Regions from separate parts of the Homo sapiens genome. Here region 2 is linked to region 1. Evidence: read pairs that join two places in POLR2A ChIA-PET (ENCODE). Cell type or tissue: PC-9. All regions are shown on one strand. Links, peaks and the distances in the headings refer to the core of each region. The heading gives the core; the rest is flanking DNA.

Region 1 (8,231 bases), core at 1,273-6,272:
GCGGTGGCTCACACCTGTAATCCCAGCACTTTGGGAGGCCGAGGAGGGCAAATCACGAGGTCAGGAGATGGAGACCATCCTGGCCAATATGGTGAAACCCCCGTCTCTACTGAAAACACAAAAATTAGCCAGGCGTGGTGGCGAGCACCTGTAGTCCCAGCTACTTGGGAGGCTGAGGCGGGAGAATCACTTGAACCCGGGAGACGGAGGTTGCAGTGAGCCGAGATTGCGCCACCGCTCTCCAGCCTGCTGACAGAGTGAGACGCCGTCTCAAAAAAAAAAAATACATATATATATGTGTGTGTGTGTGTGTGTGTGTGTGTGTGTGTGTGTGTGTGTGTGTGTATAAAACATTAGAAGAAAATCAAATGAGTCCAGAGAGTTTGTTGTGGCCCTAGGACTTGTAACAGGACACGTAAATTCTGGGGCTGAGGCTGCCATTGTGGGGTGGCCTTTGGGGGTTCTATGCGCTATGCGCTGATGCTGAGCAAGCAAAGAGAAGCAAGAGTTTGGAGCAAACAGAGAGAAGCAGGGAGGCTTTCCGTGACCCCCTTGTCTAATATGTTAAGCCCTCAACCCCAGCCTTTTCTCTCCATGCCCTCTTCTCTATCCCTTGGTCCACGTTTTTCCCCCTTCTGCTTCGTATTATTGCTTGTCTGCTCACTGTCCGTCTCCCCGTTCCGTTTCTCTATTGCTTCACGAAAAGACCACCCTCAAAACGTAAGGGCTTTGCAACAACAGTGATCATTCATTTGTATCCCAAGTCCGCAGTTTTGATGTTCTGCTCCCTGATGCCTAGGGTCTCGGCTGGGGACTGAAACCGTTTCCATGCATTTCTCTCCACAAAGCCTCGGGCTTCCTCACGACACGGCAGCCTGCGTAGTCAGCCTTCTTCCATGGCGGCGCAAACCTCCAAGACGATTCCGGTAGACCCAGATGGGAGCTGTAAGGATGCCTCCGACCCAGCCTCGGGAGACCCTGGACATCACTTCTGCCACATGCCGTTGTGCAAGGTAGTCACTAAGGCCAAACCAGATCCAAGGAGAGGGGAATTGGACTCTACTTCTCGATGGGAGAAGTAGTAAAGATAAGAAACTTCTCAGGCTACTGTCCAAAAAAATCGGCTGGGCGCGGTTGCTCTCACGCCTGTAACCCTAGCACTTTGGGAGGCCGAGGCGGGCGGATCACCTGAGGTCAGAAGTTCAAGACCAGCCTGGTCCACTAAAATACAAAAATTAGCCGGGCATGATGGCGGATGCCTGTAATCCCAGCTACTCGGGAGGCTGAGACGGGAGAATCGCTTGAACCCGGGAGACGGTGGTTGCAGTGAGCCGAGATCACGCCACTGCACTCCAGCCTGGGCGGCTGAGCGAGATTCCGTCTCAGAAAAAAAAAAAAAATCGAGGACGACTCACCATCTAAGCATAAAACGAAGGTTGAACAGATTACATAGAATATCTCAGATCGTGTGAGTTGACTATAAAACATAACAGTGGCTGGACGTGGTGCTTCACGCCTGTAATCCCAACACTTTGAGAGGCTGAGGTGGGCAGATCACCTGAGGTCGGGAGTTCGAGACCAGCCTGACCAACATGGAGAAATCCCGTGTCTACTAAAAATACAAAATTAGCCGGGCGTGGTGGCGCATGCCCGTAATCCCAGCTACTCGGGAGGCTGAGGCAAGAGAATCGCTTGAACCCGGGAGGCGGAGGTTGCGGTGAGCCGAGATCGCGCCATTGCACTCCAGCCTGGACAACAAGAGCGAAACTCCGTCTCACATAAGAAGAAGAAGAAGAAGAAGAAGAAGAAGAAGAAGAAGAAGAAGAAGAAGAAGAAGAATACAATAATAATAATAGTGTATTTACAGATTTTCCCAAGTGTTCAAAAATGGTTTGTTGTCCAGCGTTATACACTTAACTCGACCGGTGCACGGTTTGCATAGTGGACAACTTTGTACTTTGTCCTGATTTTTTTTTCCCTCAAAGTAAGAGGCTTGATTCCCCCCCGACTCCACCCGGCCCCCCTCCTTTAGGTTTTCCTAGGTTTCGTCGCCGCCTATGTTAGTTACAGCCGTTTCTGACAGGCCTACCAGGGAAGATGCTCAAGGAAAACGATGTTCTGTCAAGCTGCTTGGGGAAATCTTAGTGCTTAATGTTTAACCGGGGGGAGGAGGCGAACCTCATAATAGTTGTGCCCTGTGGGGAAGACTTCTGTTGGGCTGGCGAGAAGAGAAGGGGCCGAAACTTGCTTTTTGCTGAAAGGAAGGTGAGCCCAAACCCGAGCCCTGCCCGGCCCAGACGCTAGATCCCTTGGGGACTGGGCGGTGGGGCCGCAAACTCTCTTTCGCTCGCTCGCTCGCTCGCTCGCTCTCTCTCCCCCTCTTTTCTTCCTTCTCTCTCTCTCTATCTTCCCTCTGTCACTGTCTCTCTCTCTCTCTCTCTCTCTCTGTCTTCTCTCTCCCCTCTCTCCTGTCTCTCTCTCTCTCTTCTCTCTGTCACTGTCTTTCTGTCTCTCTCTTCTCTCTGTCACTGTCTCTCTCTCTCTCTCTGGCACTCTCTCGTCCTCTCAGGCCTCCCTTTCAGGTCCCAGACTCCCGGCCGCGCGCCCACTTGCGCCCAACCAGCCCCGGAGACACCCAGGCCTGTCCCACGCCGTCGGTAGGTCCCCGGTCCGGGAGCGGGAGAGACCGGAGCGCCGGGGACGACCCCGGCAAGGGCGTGGCGTATGCAGATGAGCACGGCGCGCGGAGGCTGCCGGTCACGCTCGGCCTGGGACCCCATGTCCCGCGCGCGATATCCGAGTGCTGTCGGGGTGTCTTCCCCTAGCGGCAACGGTGGAGCGAGGGGGCTGGAGAGGGTGAGGGGGCTGGGGCCGCACGAGAGAAGTGACCGTGTGTTGAGAGTGTGGTGGGCGCGAGGGTATGAGAGGAAGCCGCACGGCCAGTCCATACTTACCTGGCAGGGGAGATACCATGATCACGAAGGTGGTTTTCCCAGGGCGAGGCTTATCCATTGCACTCCGGATGTGCTGACCCCTGCGATTTCCCCAAATGTGGGAAACTCGACTGCATAATTTGTGGTAGTGGGGGACTGCGTTCGCGCTTTCCCCTGCCTTACTGGAAGTTGAAAGGTAGCTGTTATTATGATCGGCGCTGGGTCTGGATGTGTGGTGTTCAAAACACGGGCTGCTGGGCAGTTCGCTTTCGTTTTCACGTTTTTGTGGGGGTAGGGCGATTGCTGCTTTTTTCTCACCCCGCGGGGGATCCTTTAGTAACGCGCCAATTATACTGTGGGTTTATGTTCTCCAGGGTATTGTCGTGAAAACGTCACGATCTCGTGCTTTCTCCAGGCCAAAGCCGCGTTTTTCCTGCAAGTTTGGGGTGTGTAGAGGAAAAAGCCAGAACTGCTTTCTCTTCCCTGGGGAAAATATCCCAGGGTCTTGGTAACCGCTGGCAGAAACGACAGAATACGTACGGGGCGGGCAATTAATCCTGGTCCAGGGAAGTATCCGGCTTAGAGGTTTAGGAAGGACCTGTCGGGGTTGAGTTCCCCACCCAGGGGGAGATCGAGTCCGCGGGAGCTGCTGATCCCACCCAGGCAGCTGCTGGGCTTGTTGGCAGCAGCGTCTTCTGGAAGGACTAGAACGGAGTCATCCCACTCCCAGAGAAGCAGGCGTGTCATGCATGACAGTGAAGGCCGGACTACAAGGCCCTCAAGAACAGGAGACTTTGGGTCCTCGCTAACGGCCTTGGGAGACCACGCAAGACTGGTCAGAAAAGCCAGGTAGAAAGGCTTTTCATGGGCCGCGCGCGGTGGCTCACGCCTGTAATCCCAGCACTTTGAGAGGGCGAGGCGAGCGGATCACTTGAGGTCAGGAAGTTCGAGACCAACCTGGGCAACATGGTGAAACCCCCGTCTCTACTAAAAATACAAAAATTAGCCAGGCGGCGTGGCGCGTGCCTGTAATTCCACCTGCTCCAGAGGCTGAGCCATGAGAATTGCTTGAACCCGGGAGGCGGAGGTTGCGGTGAGCCGAGATCGCGCCATTGCACTCCAGCCTGGGCAACAGAGCAAGACTCCGTCTCAAAAATAAATAAATAAATAAATTAATTAATTAAAGAGTGCAGACTCTTAGGCCCCACCTTTGCTGTATCTGCTGAGTCCGAATGTGCATTCTGTCCACAGTGAAGTTTAAGAAGCACTGATCGAACGTGCTGTATGTTTTAGTTTTCTATCTAACGTCACCCACTTGGAATGTAAGCTCCAGGTCAGCGATTCTTGCCTATTTTGTTGACTGCTTCCATCCACAGGTGACTAGAAAGCTGCCTGGCTTTCAATATATTTGTTGGATTAATCTATTGACATCAGGTGCCCAGGTTCTAGCTCTGAGCCCAGGGGAGATTAATACTGTGTCTTTCCTACAGAGAAATCACAGAGTTGCAAATCCTCCCTGCTCAGCTTCATCAGCACTTAATACCATTTGCTCGAGCTCCTGGGTGAGAGCTACAAAACTAGTCCCTGAGCCCAGTGGGAGGATCCACTAGTCCACACCCTCGACCTCTGTCAGCCTCTTCAGCCCCTTCTCGCTTGAGGAGAATGTGATCGTTGTTACAGGCATCAGAAAAAGGCAAGTTGGGGGTAAGCACCTTATTTTTCTCACACCCCTGCCCCTTGTATTTACCCAGTGGTTTAACCTGGTTTGAGCCAACATCATCTTGCCTGGATTGGCAAGTCTCCTGATTGGTCTCCCTGCTTTTCACTTCATTTCATTTTTTTATCAGAACATGCCACACCTCTGCTCAAAACCTGGTTCACCCAGATTTAAAGCTTTACTGTGGTGTCTACAAGACCCTCATGATCTTACCCCCACCCAGTCACCTCTGTGACTGACATTTCATACAACTCTCTTTAATTTTGCTCCCGACACAGGGCCTCCTTGCTGTTCGCCAAACCCAGTCCTACCTGGGCCTTTGCTGTAGCTGATGTTTGTGCTGGGGATGCCCCGTGACCAACTCCCTTCACCTGCTTCAAGTCCTTTGCTCATACGGTACCTTCTCATAGCAGCTTCTTCCAACCACTCGATTTAACACAGCCACCTGCCCCTTGCCGCAACTCCTTATCTCACTTTCCCTGTGTTTGTTTGCTTTTTCAAAGCACTTAGCACCTAACCTACGAATTTACCTATGCAGCCCGGTGTAGATTTTCTCTCTCCCACCCCCGCCCCCCACCTCCCCGCGCTTCTCGTTGTCTAACTAGAATACGGGCACCGAGGCCTTTTTGCTCCCAGAGGCCTGGAACAGTGTCTGGGCACAGGCTATGCGCTCAGTGAACGGTTGTTGAATGGACGAATTCTTCTTTATTGTTATTAAGTATTTATTTATTTATTATTTATTTGAGACGGAGTCTCGCTCTGTCGCCCAGGCTGAAGTGCAGTGGCGCGATCTCGGCTCACTGCAAGCTCCGCCTCCCGGGTTCACGCCATTCTCCTGCCTCAGCCTCCCGAGTAGCTGGGACTACAGGCGCCTGCCACCACGCCCGGCTAATTTTTTTGTGTTCTTAGGAGACACAGGGTTTCACCGTGTCATCCAGGATGGTCTCGATCTCCTGACCTCGTGATCTGCCCGCCTCAGCCTCCCAAAGTGCTGGGATTACAGGCGTGAGCCACCGCGCCCGGCCTTATTTATTTATTTATTTATTTATTTTTATTGAAACTAAGTCTCGCTGTCACCCAAGCTGGAGTGCGGTGGCGCGATCTCGGCTCACTGCAACCTCCGCCTCCCGGGTTCAAGGGATTCTCCTGCCTCAGCCTCCCGAGTAGCTGGGACAACAGGCGTGCGCGCCACCACGCCCGGCTAATTTTTTGTATTTTTAGTAGACACGGGGTTTCGCCATGTTGGCCAGGCTGGTCTCGAACTCCTGACCTCAAGTGATCCAACCGACTCGGCCTCCCAAAGTGCTGGGATTACAGGCGTGAGCCACCGCGCCCGGTCTGAATGGACTAATTCTTAATGTCATCCAAGAGGAAATCAGAATATTTAGAAAGGAGCCAGGAGCCAGGGTTCACCCAGGGCGCGGTGCAGGGTTATCTTTTTTTGTTGTTGCTTTTTGACTCGCTCTGTCGCCCAGGCTGGAATGCGGCGCCGCCATCTCGGCTCACTGCAACCTCCGCCTCCGGGGTTCAAGCGATCCTCCCGCCTCAGCCTCCCGAGTAGCTGGAACAACAGGGGCGCGCGCCACCAACGCCCGGCTAATTTTTGTATTTTTTGTAGAGAAGGGGTCTCGCCATGTTGGCCAGGCTGGTCTGGAACTCCTGGGCTCAAGCGATCCGCCCACCTTGGCCTTCCAAAGTGCTGGGATGACAGGCGTGAGCCACCGCCCCCTATCGGGTTATCCTCTTTGATCACAAAACGGGCAATTTCTTGAGTCCAAGTCAGAAATGACCAGAGGGTACTTTGTGGGGCCACCCTGTGTGCGGGGGCGGGGAGGGGAAGCTCCAGTGCCGCGGGGAGAAGGCTGAACGGCGTCTGATCCCTACTCTGGGGCTCCCGGGAGGGGCGCCGCGTGGCTGCCACTGAAGAGGACCCGGCTTCCTTTCTTCAAACTCAAGACTCTTGAGTTTTCCTTCCAGCGTCACTACATTCGGCTACTAGATAGATATTCTGAGGTGGTTCATGTCACTTTTACTCAGGAAGACACGACAAACAAAAGTTACCACGATTTCTTACTGAGGTGGTTTCGCACTTAACGTCAGTGGGCGAAAACTCGCAGCCTCAGTTTTCTTTTCTTTTCTTTTCTTTTTCTTCTTTTTTTTCTTTTTGAGACGGAGTTTTTACTCTGTCGCCCAGGCTGGAGTGCAGTGGCGCGATCTCGGCTCACTGCGGCCTCCGCCTCCCCGATTGAAGCGATTCTCCTGCCTCAGCCTCCCGAGTAGCTGGGATTACAGGCACGCGGCACCATGCCCAGCTAATTTTTGTATTTTTAGTAGAGATGGGGTTTCACCGTGTTGGACAGGCTGGTCTCGAACTCCTGACCTCAAGTGATCCACCTGTCTCGGCCTCCCAAAGTGCTGGGATTACAGGCATGAGCCAGCACCCCCGGCCTTAATTTTTCTTTCTCCTCTTCTTCGATTACTATTATTTTTTTTAAAATAGAGACAGGTTTCCCTATGTTGCCCAGGCTAATCTCAAACTCCTGGTTTCAAGTGGTCCTCCTGCCTCAGCCTCCCAAAGTTGCTGGGATTACAGGCTTGAGCCACCGCACCCGGCCACAAGTGCCCTTTTTAAATAAGCTCCTATTTTTTTGTTGTTGGTTTTGTTGTTTAATTGTTGTATAACCGGTTTTATTCCATCAAATTGAGTTCTCTACAAAGGATATCATTTTATACCTGACCATGGTTTATCCTTTTGGTGAGTTATTGGTTCTCTCTCTCCAAATAGCATCATTATTCCCTAAGGTCCAACGTCATACATGTGCCAATTTGTTTCAGCCCGGATGCTTTTCCAGTCCACTGTGAAACTCACTCTCTGCCATACCCCTTTTCTTTCAGAAGGCATACAAGTACCAACTAGGTGTCTCTTTCTCCAAGGAGCTCCACAAAATATTCCATCCAGAGTGCAGATGATGGTAGGTAGTCTTTAATTTACACAGGTGTCTTCCCAGTAGGTTTACGGGAGAATCAAGAGAATGAAAGAACACATGTTCCTCAGTCAGAGGGCCTATCTGTATGGGAACTGCCAGCGAAAAGTAACAAGTAGAAAGTTTACCCGGAAAATCAACAACCTGCATTGATCTATCACCAGATGAAAATTGGGAAATTTCAGAGGAACTTGAAGCATAAGTAGCACCAAAGGGCCGGGGGCAGTGGCTCACGCCTATAATCCCAACACTTGGGGAGGTGGAGGCGGGCGGATCACTTGAGGTCAGGAGTTTGAGACCAGCCTGGCCAACATGGTGAAACCCCGTCTCTACTAAAATTACAAAAATCAGCCAGGCCTGGTCGTGGGCGCCTGTAATCCCAGCTACTCGGGAGGCTGAGGCAGGAGAATCGCCTGAACCCGAGAGGCGGAGGGTGCAGTGAGCCGAGATCATGCCACTGCACTGTAGCCTGGGTGACAGAGCAAGACTCTGTCTCGGAGGGGGAGGCGGGGGGAAGTAGCACCAGTATCTATCAGAGAAGGTAAGGCTATTTTTTGGGCTGAAGAAGTTATTGACACATTGGGTTGGTTCTCCTGT
Region 2 (8,231 bases), core at 1,693-6,692, 810 kb before region 1:
GCCACGAGGGTTAGTGCTGGAACCCGGGCGCGCGACAGCTGCCCGGACCCTGCCTGAACCCAGAAGCGACCCAGTGAGAGAAGGAAAGAGGAGCAGCAGCGCGAGCGCAGTGCAGCCCTCAGGTGACCCCGCAACGCCAGTGAAGAGCCCACAGGGAGTCCAGGAAATAAACCCGGACCTCGGCTCACCCTCCGCCGCCCATCTCTGCAGCGTTTTCCCCGGGGCTGAGCCCAACCAGGATCCCACGGGCCAGAGCCGCAGCGCCGCTGTCCCCAAGACGTGGCCAGAGGGACAAATGTCTGGCACAGCTAGCTGATGTTTAAGTGGTTTTCTTTTGTCTTTGCAATTTAGAGATAACCGTATGAAAAATAGCTGTATTCCGATATCTCAAGAGTTAAAAAATCTCACCCCAGCCGCCCTGCCCCTCGCTGGGTTTGCGGGCTTCTTTCTGGCAGAGTCTGGGAGGGCGTCCCCAGGCATTTGCTCTCCTGCCCCCGCGGTCACCCAGGAGGCCTGGGCAGCCCAGCCCCTCTGTCCAGGAAAGCCCCTGGAGTGGGTGCAAGCTCTGAATCACACGTTCCACCCTGACACCCCTTAGAAATTTAAGCTGCCTGTCATTGATCCTTCTCCGGGCCACTTTTGTACACAGTTCCAGCTGAAGAAAGGCACCAGTATCTGCACATTGCTTAAAAATGAGACTATTCACCTCTCTGGGGTGAGGGGAGAAACAAAAGAAAAAGAAATGAGAATAAACGCACTTCGCATCCCAACATCATAAAATATTACAAAGAGTTTTGCTTTTGCAAAATCAAATAAACTACCCACAACTGTACCTACCAAGTAAAAGTGCACCTTTGTTTGTAAGCAGAGGAATGAGGAAAACAGACTGGGGACACTTGGACTCATTTCCAGAGCATAGCTTTAGGGACCAGCCTCAGGGTGGTTGTAAAGATCACATTCAGAACAATGAGCTCTTCCTAGATGTCAAGTCACTATGCGGGACTGCACCTCCAACCCCAAGGCTACCCACTAACCCCAAACCTTGCCCTCTAAAGCTCAGCTGGGAGTGCAATGGGTTAAAATAAGTCAACCCAATGGAGTGCAGGGGCCCGGGGAGCTCCTCAGCCATGTGGAGTCCTGGTTTGCCCCCATGCCAGGCTGCTACAGGCAGGGCCCATTCATCCAAATGAACCCCTGAGCTGCTGGGGCAAGAGGGTGAAAGGAGAAGATGTCCCTCCCAGTTGGTTCCCAGGTTTGAGGGAGAAGCACAGATCCTGCCTCCATCCAGCCCAGAAGAGAAGAAGGGTCCTCCTGGGGAAGAGGTGGCCTGACCCCCATGCAGGGCTGGGAGGAGGCGGGTGAGGGGGCTGTTGTGAAGCTGCAAGTTCCCTTTGCATACCGAAAGCTTCTAGTTGCAGCCGGATGTAGGGGAAAGTGCCGGGGGAGATAAGGGGCCCCATGAGCAGAGCACCCCACCATGGGAAGATAAAAATAGAAATACAGTTCTCCCCACCCCCACCCCAGCCAAAGAAAGTGTGAAAAGCCACTCTGGAATGCCACAGAAGCAGCCATGCAAATTAAACTCATTAAATGAAATAGTACAAGTACAGGGCCTAGCACTAGCTTGCCACATGGTAGGTGCACAGTGAATGTTGCTCCCCTTACACACACACACACACACACACACACACACACACACACACACAGCTGTGTCTGGCCCTACCACAAGCTGAAATGCACATTTACTTGATATATTCATCCGGCTCCTCTTTGAGAGGCATGACCTCGGCTGCCCAAACTTGCAGGCCTCCCCGTAACTGGCCACAGCAATCCCAGCACAGAGCCCCTGGTGTGGAAGGGGCATGACAGGGCAGCCTCAGCCTCAGGTGTCAGCCCTGGTGGGCTGGGTTCCAGGCAAACATTCTGAGGCAAAGTCTCCACGAGGGTGAAGGTTCTCCCAGAGCTGGCCCTTCTGACTCCAGGCACAGGGCCTGGGGCGCCTCGTCACTTCTCCCTCCTTTCTGCCAACCAACCTCCCCCGGCTCCACATTTGCAGACAGGTAGCCAGGCCCCTCCACCTCAGGCTCCCTGCAGGGTGGCCCTGGGATGTCAGGTCTGGGGTGGGCAAGGGGAGGCTGGAAGACAGTCTCCCAGTGACTCAAGCTAGGCTGACCCCTCACTACAGAGGAGTCAACCCCTCCATTTGGATGTGGAGCTTCGGTCTCCTCCACCACACACTTGCACGAAGGGTTGGGAGACTGGGTATGGGGAAGGAAAGGGATAACGCTGAGGGCTGAGCCCTGGGGGGTAGTGCCAACCTGGATTTTGCAACAGAGCAGGCTGAGAGCGAGGACCATGTACAGAGAACCCACTGTGTGCCGGCTCTATGCCAGGCCTTTGCATAGTTTCATTTCATCTTCACCACAAGTTGGTCAGGTAGGTGTTCAAGACCCATTTTATAGATGAAGAGACTGAAGCCCCGTGTTCAAGACCCATTTTACAGATGAAGAGACTGATGCCCACAGAGTTGAATTTAGTTGCCAGAGTCACACAGCTATCTGAGAGGGGTGGCCTCTGGCTCCATTGGAGGTGCTGTGTTTTCTGACTGAGGGTTGGGGCTGGTGTGGATCTGGGTAAAAGGCTGCGGATGGACTTCTGGCTGCAGCCCAAGGAACCATGTGGGGCAAGGCTGGCTCGGTGAGCATGCAGCGCTGTCACAGAGGGGTCGGGACTGTGGGCACCCTGCTGGCCAGTGGAGGGCTGTGGAAGAGGTTTGCACAGGCCTCGCTGTCCCCGAGGTCACCAGGCCTTCTCCCCTGGAGTAAGTGGGGGTCCCCAAGCCTTAGACTCCAGCGTGGGTGATGACTTCTTTCTGCCTTCCCAGTTGATGCCCTTGGAAAAGCCCCTGACTCCATCATGGGCCACAGAGTGCTGTGTAATTTCCTCTGTGGGTCAGCCCTCCACTGAAGGCTGTGACGGGGACATGACTCAGGCCTTGGCCTGCCACCGACAAGCCACCAGCTGCATGGATCCCAGCTGACTCGGTGGACACAGAAGCGGCGCCTGCTGGTTTCTGCCATTTATGCTTCATCCTACACTAGGAGAGGTGCGCCCGCCGAGGGGATGGGCCAGGCAGATTGTGGGTCACACTGGACCCACAGCATGTCAGGAACTGGGACCAGTTCTCGGTCATCGCTGGGGAGAACCGTGACTGAGACAGACCCTCCGCCAGGTCTGGAGCAAGTCAGCCAGGATCCTCCAGGCTCAAGAATCTCAGTGGCACCAGCAAGCTATTGGAGCTGGGCCTGCTCTCCCCATCTACTCCCAAGTAAGAACATTTTCCATCTTCCCACAGGAAGTGACCCACAAGTGAATTTGCTCTTTTTGGAGAAAGGTGCTTTGCTTAGATAATTAAAAAAAAAAAGAAACCAAACCCATTCAGTGGTTACTTCAAGCTGCCTTCCAGGAATTCACCATGGATATACAGGGCCTTGAAAGGCCTCAGCTGACAGCAGGTCTTTGGAAAACAAGAAAGGTCATCTTTGGATCCCTTGTTCTGAGCTGACAGTGGCCTCCCCCTCAGGGTGGGGAAGCACAGGCCAGGGCACCAGTCATACTTCTGGGCAATTCGAAGTCATGTGTTCTGTGTCACCAAGGCCGTGACTCACCCCTGTGCTTGCCGAAGCTCATTCACAAAGGGGTGAAACTGCTCTACAAGCACTTTTCTGAGTGAGGCTGCCCACCTCCCAGAGGGGAAAACGGGCCCCACGGGAGGTGGGCCTGGCCCTCCCGGGTTCAAGCCGTCCAGGCAGGGGCCCCTCAGGGCCAGGACCAGGAGAGTTCAGTTCTGTGTCCCCACCCCTTAGGACTTCAATAAATTCTGTTAGATGAATGAACCAACAGCAGAAGAAATGAAGTGAAGCTGGCACAAAACCCTAAAGCTCCTCCTTTCGATGTAGACGTTCCCTGTGTTCTTGCTCCTCGGGGAAGAGGAGAGATGCTTGTGTGACCCATGGGAGGGAGGCTGGACCTCCTCAGAGTGAGCCAACAGCGGCTGAGGGCACAGAAGTCACATGCCCAGGGCCGGCTCTCCCTCCACATCCCTCTAAGAAGGTGGGAGCTGTCCTGGAATCCTTTGAGGGGGTAGGGCCACTCAGTGTCCGGGCTATTTCTGGAATTACAAACAGCTCATGTTGGTTGAGATCCTCAAAGGAGTTTCATTTATTTATTTATTTTTTTATTTATTGAGACAGAGTCTCACTATGTTGCCCAGGATGGTCTCGAACTCTTGGCTTCAAGTGATCCTCCCACCTCAGCCTCCCAAAGTGCTGGGATTACAGGCATGAGCCACTATGCCTGGCTCAAAATAGTTTTTTATTTCTTTTTAATCTTTATTCATTTATTTTTTGAGACAGAGTCTTGCTCTGTCATCCAGGCTGGAGTGCAGTGGTGCGATCTTGGCTCATTGCAACCTCTGCCTCCAGAGTTCAAACGACTCTTGTGCCTCAGCCTTCTGAGTAGCTAGGACTATGGTGGTGCGCCATCATACCTGGCTTTTTTTTTTTTTTTTTTTCTGGAGACAGAATCTGTAGCTGGGATTTTAGGCATCTGTCTCCACACCCAGCTAATTTTTGTATTTTTAGTAGAGACAGGGTTTCACCATGTTGGCCAGGATGGTCTCAAACTCCTGGCCTCAAGTGATCTGCCCACCTCGGCCTCCCAAAGTGCTAGGATAACAGGTGTGAGCCACCACACCCAGCCAAAAGAGTTTTTTTTTTTTTAAATTATTGTTATTATTATTGTGCTCCTTAAAACAACAAAGGCCAGGTGACAGATGCTAAGAGCCCAGTCTAGACTGGTGCAGTCAGGCCGGGAGGAGTGAGCAGCCACTTGTGGGCCTCGGTCAGGCTGTCCTGACAGAGAGGACAGAGTAGGTGGCTATCCATGCTGCAGGTTCCGCCACCCTACAGCATCTCCTCCCTGCCTGGGAATCCCATGTTTAGTTGCTCCTGTAGGTTGGACAGCCATGATTGGGGCAGCTGCCACCCAGAGATTGTGGGGACAGTTCTGGGCTTGCCTAAGGGCTCTGGAGTCTGGAATCTGGACCACATAGTACAGCAAGAGAAACAGCACACAGCTCATCCTTGAGCGTATCTAATATATCAAAATGATTCCAGAATTAATGAGACCTCCTGGGTACCTAGTACCTAAAGGCTTAACTGGGATAGCACTCCACCCCACCCCCCATCCCACCTGCCCCACCTCTCGCAAGACATATTCAGTCCTCCATAGAGACACCTCCCTTAATGCTAAGGAGTTCACTCAGCTCAGACTTCTGGAGTGGGGAAACGGAGGCTTTCTCCATCCAGACTCATCATCCTGGAATTCTTTATTTCTCTCTCCTGATTGCGGTTTTTTTTTCTATATTCCCTATTTTTTCACTTTTTCTTTTTCACAGTCTTTTTTTTCTTGAAATATTTCTCCTTTTCTTTCTTTGTCTTCTCCTTAGTAAATCAAATTGCCTAATTGTCAACCTGGCAGGTGGGGACTGGAACCCAGGGAGGATGTGGCACCGGACAGAGGCTTCCAATGGAGGCAACAGCTTGGTCCACCCACATGGCGGCAGATCCACGCATCTCCCTGGACCTTCCGTGTCTGAGCGTCCATCTGGGAGCCTCCACCAAGGGGCATGAGAGAACAGAAGCGGAGGAAGACCCTGAGAGTTGGCTTCCTAAGAGAGAAAAGGGTAACGAGAATGACATAAGAGTTTTGTTAGGCTGATCACACTAATGGCCAAAACACTGAAGCTGAGTGGGTCAGCGATGCAGCAGGCATTAGTGCCAGCTGGAGAATACAAGTTTGCCCTGCACTTAGGGCCGCACCATCCATGTGGCAGGATTTCTCACTCCTGGGGCCTTCCACAGACGTGCATTTTACCATATTCTCTAACCATAAACAAACGAAAACTCTCGTGGCATACAGCTTTCAAAGACCATTGTCTCGAAAAGGAAATTGGGACTGCATTTTCCCACAAGTTCAAGGAGTTTTGATTACTCAGAACGCCCTCTCGACATTCTTGTGAACATTTGAGAAATTCCCACTGCCTCCTGTTGCCCTCAGTGCAGGAAGCCAGGGATATGCACACTCAGACAAGCGCTTCTGGGCTCACAGCAACTGCACAAACCATTGCATAACTGCAAGCAGGGTGCGTGTGTGTGTGTGCAAGTGTGTGTGTGCGTGCGTGCACGTGTGTGCATGCATGTCTGCGTTGTGTCCATATGCGTGTGCGTGTGTGTGCATGTGTCCGTGTGCGTGCATGTGTACATGCGTGCGTGCCTGTGCGTGTGTGCGCGTGTGTGTGCGCGCGCGCGTGTGTGTGTGTTACTTTGCTTGATAATGAAAGGAAATGCAAATAAAGAAATACTGGCTTCTGGTAAATTTATGCCTAAAAGATTACTTCATTCCAAATCTTTCTGGACTACACACCTCCTCAAAATTCCTCCCCAATTTTTTTTCCAGGAGCTTATTTCCCAGAGTGGTGTTCCAGGATTGCTGCAGGACATGTGACAATGGAATTACTTCTATGAGAGCCCGATTTTGGGGCTCAAAGTTGTCCTCAAGCCCAGAGATGGATGCAGGGACTCTCCAAGGTAGAAGGGCCTTCTGGCTACCAGCCACCCATGCAAAGTGAAACTCCAGGCACGAAAAAGACATGGGGAGTCTTGGCAAATACTGAAGCCACTGCTGGAAAAGAAGGAAGGCCCCATGTGAGCCTGCCCTCACCATTCCATGGAGACAGATGAGCCCGTGGGAAGCTGAATGTGCTAGGGGAGATCTTTGTGCCCTGCTAACCAGTGGCCTGCCAGAAGCCCAAAAAGTGCCAGGAGGGAGCAGCGACAGGAAAGCAGAGAATTCTGGAAAATAAGGTTTCCCAGCATCATCTGCCTGGGTGAATGTCGTTGGCAGGTAGACATCTGTCTCAATTTCTAAAGAATGATCTGATTTTCTAAAAAAGGAGAAAGAAGGGAAGGAGGGAAGAAGGAAGGAAGGGAAAAAAAGGGAAAAGTAAAGAAAAAATAAAAGAACTCCGGGCGCAGTGGCTCACGCCTGTAATCCTAGAACTTTGGGAGGCTGAGGTGGGCAGATCACCTGAGGTCAGGAATTTGAGACCAGCCTGACCAACATGGTGAAACCCCATCTCTACTAAAAATACAAAAAAAATTAGCTGGCTGTGGTGGCGCGTGCCTGTAATCCCAGCTACTCGGGAGGCTGAGGCAGGAGACTCGCTTGAACCCGGGAGGCGGAGGTTGCGGTGAGCCGAGATTGCACCATTGCACTCCAGCCTGGGTGACAAGAGCAAAACTGCATCTCAAAAGAAAAAAAAAAGAAAGAAAAAATAAAAGAAAAGGAGATATAAAAGTTCTAGATCTGTGCTGTTCACTGCCCACATAATGCTAGTGAGCACCGAAATGTGGATGGTCTGAAACGGGATTCACTGTAAATGTAAAATAGACACTGGGTTTCAAAGGCTCAGTGAGGAAAAGGGACTGTAAAATAAGTAACAGTCATTGTCATCAATTACATGTTGAAATAATCTTTTAATTATTTTTTATTAAACAAAATAGATTAGAATTCATTTCACCTGTTTTTATTTTTCATTTTTTGAGAGGGAGTCTCACTCTCACCCAGGCTGGAGTGCAGTAGCATGATCTGGGCTCACTGCAACCTCTGCCTCCTGGGTTCAGGTGATTCTACTGCCTCAGCCTCCCCAGTAGCTGAGATTACAGGCGCCTGCCACCACACCTGGCTAATTTTTGTATTTTACTAGAGACTGGGTTTTACCATGTTGGTCAGGCTGGTCTCGAACTCCTGACCTCAGGTGATCCACCCATCTCAGACTCCCAAAGTGCTGGGATTATAGGCGTGAGCCACTGTGCCTGGCCCGTTTCACCTATTTTTAAAATGTGGCCACTAGAACGCTGCCAGCTCCATCTGCACCTGCCCTCTATTTACAAGGCAGGGCCGTCTCAGGTGGTAACTTTGGGATGACAGCCCTGGTCCCAGCCCCGCTTCAACTTCCCACCAAATCATGAAGGTCTCTTGCTCAGCCCCTTTCCCGGAACGGGGCTGGAAGTAAACTAGCCCAGGTGTGTGGGTATCTAGACTTTTGGGTTCTCCAGATAAAATCCAAGCATCTCCCTGAAAAACCCTTTTGTTTTTTTTTTTAAAAT

The links. ChIA-PET counts read pairs that join two places held together with the same protein. Peaks named below come from ENCODE experiments on the same cell type or tissue, not always from the same donor. Only the 100,000 strongest peaks of a DNase experiment are listed, where the experiment ranks them.
Region 2: POLR2A ChIA-PET joins it to region 1 with 10 read pairs; 2 of 35 experiments call an interaction of 5 or more read pairs at or near these places.

Annotation. Positions count from the first base shown.
Region 1 is chr14:34,551,105-34,559,335 of GRCh38, reverse strand. It overlaps LOC105370449 (a long non-coding RNA gene), which reads left to right and starts at 2,928. Exons shown (of 3, transcript XR_007064114.1): 1 at 2,928-4,637; 2 at 7,546-7,622. It also overlaps the pseudogene RNU1-28P. RefSeq lists enhancers at 2,761-2,991, 2,678-3,235, 3,236-3,793 and a silencer at 5,850-6,026. In PC-9, for the core only: no CTCF peak of the experiment used is centred there; no DNase peak of the experiment used is centred there; H3K4me3 peaks cover 648 bases; H3K27ac peaks cover 505 bases.
Region 2 is chr14:35,361,083-35,369,313 of GRCh38, reverse strand. No RefSeq gene overlaps it. Among named protein-coding and RNA genes, the nearest start is that of NFKBIA, 40 kb to the left of the region's middle. RefSeq lists enhancers at 221-809, 810-1,397, 1,398-1,987 and a silencer at 1,642-1,691. In PC-9, for the core only: no CTCF peak of the experiment used is centred there; a DNase peak (open chromatin) is centred at 3,643; H3K27ac peaks cover 1,254 bases.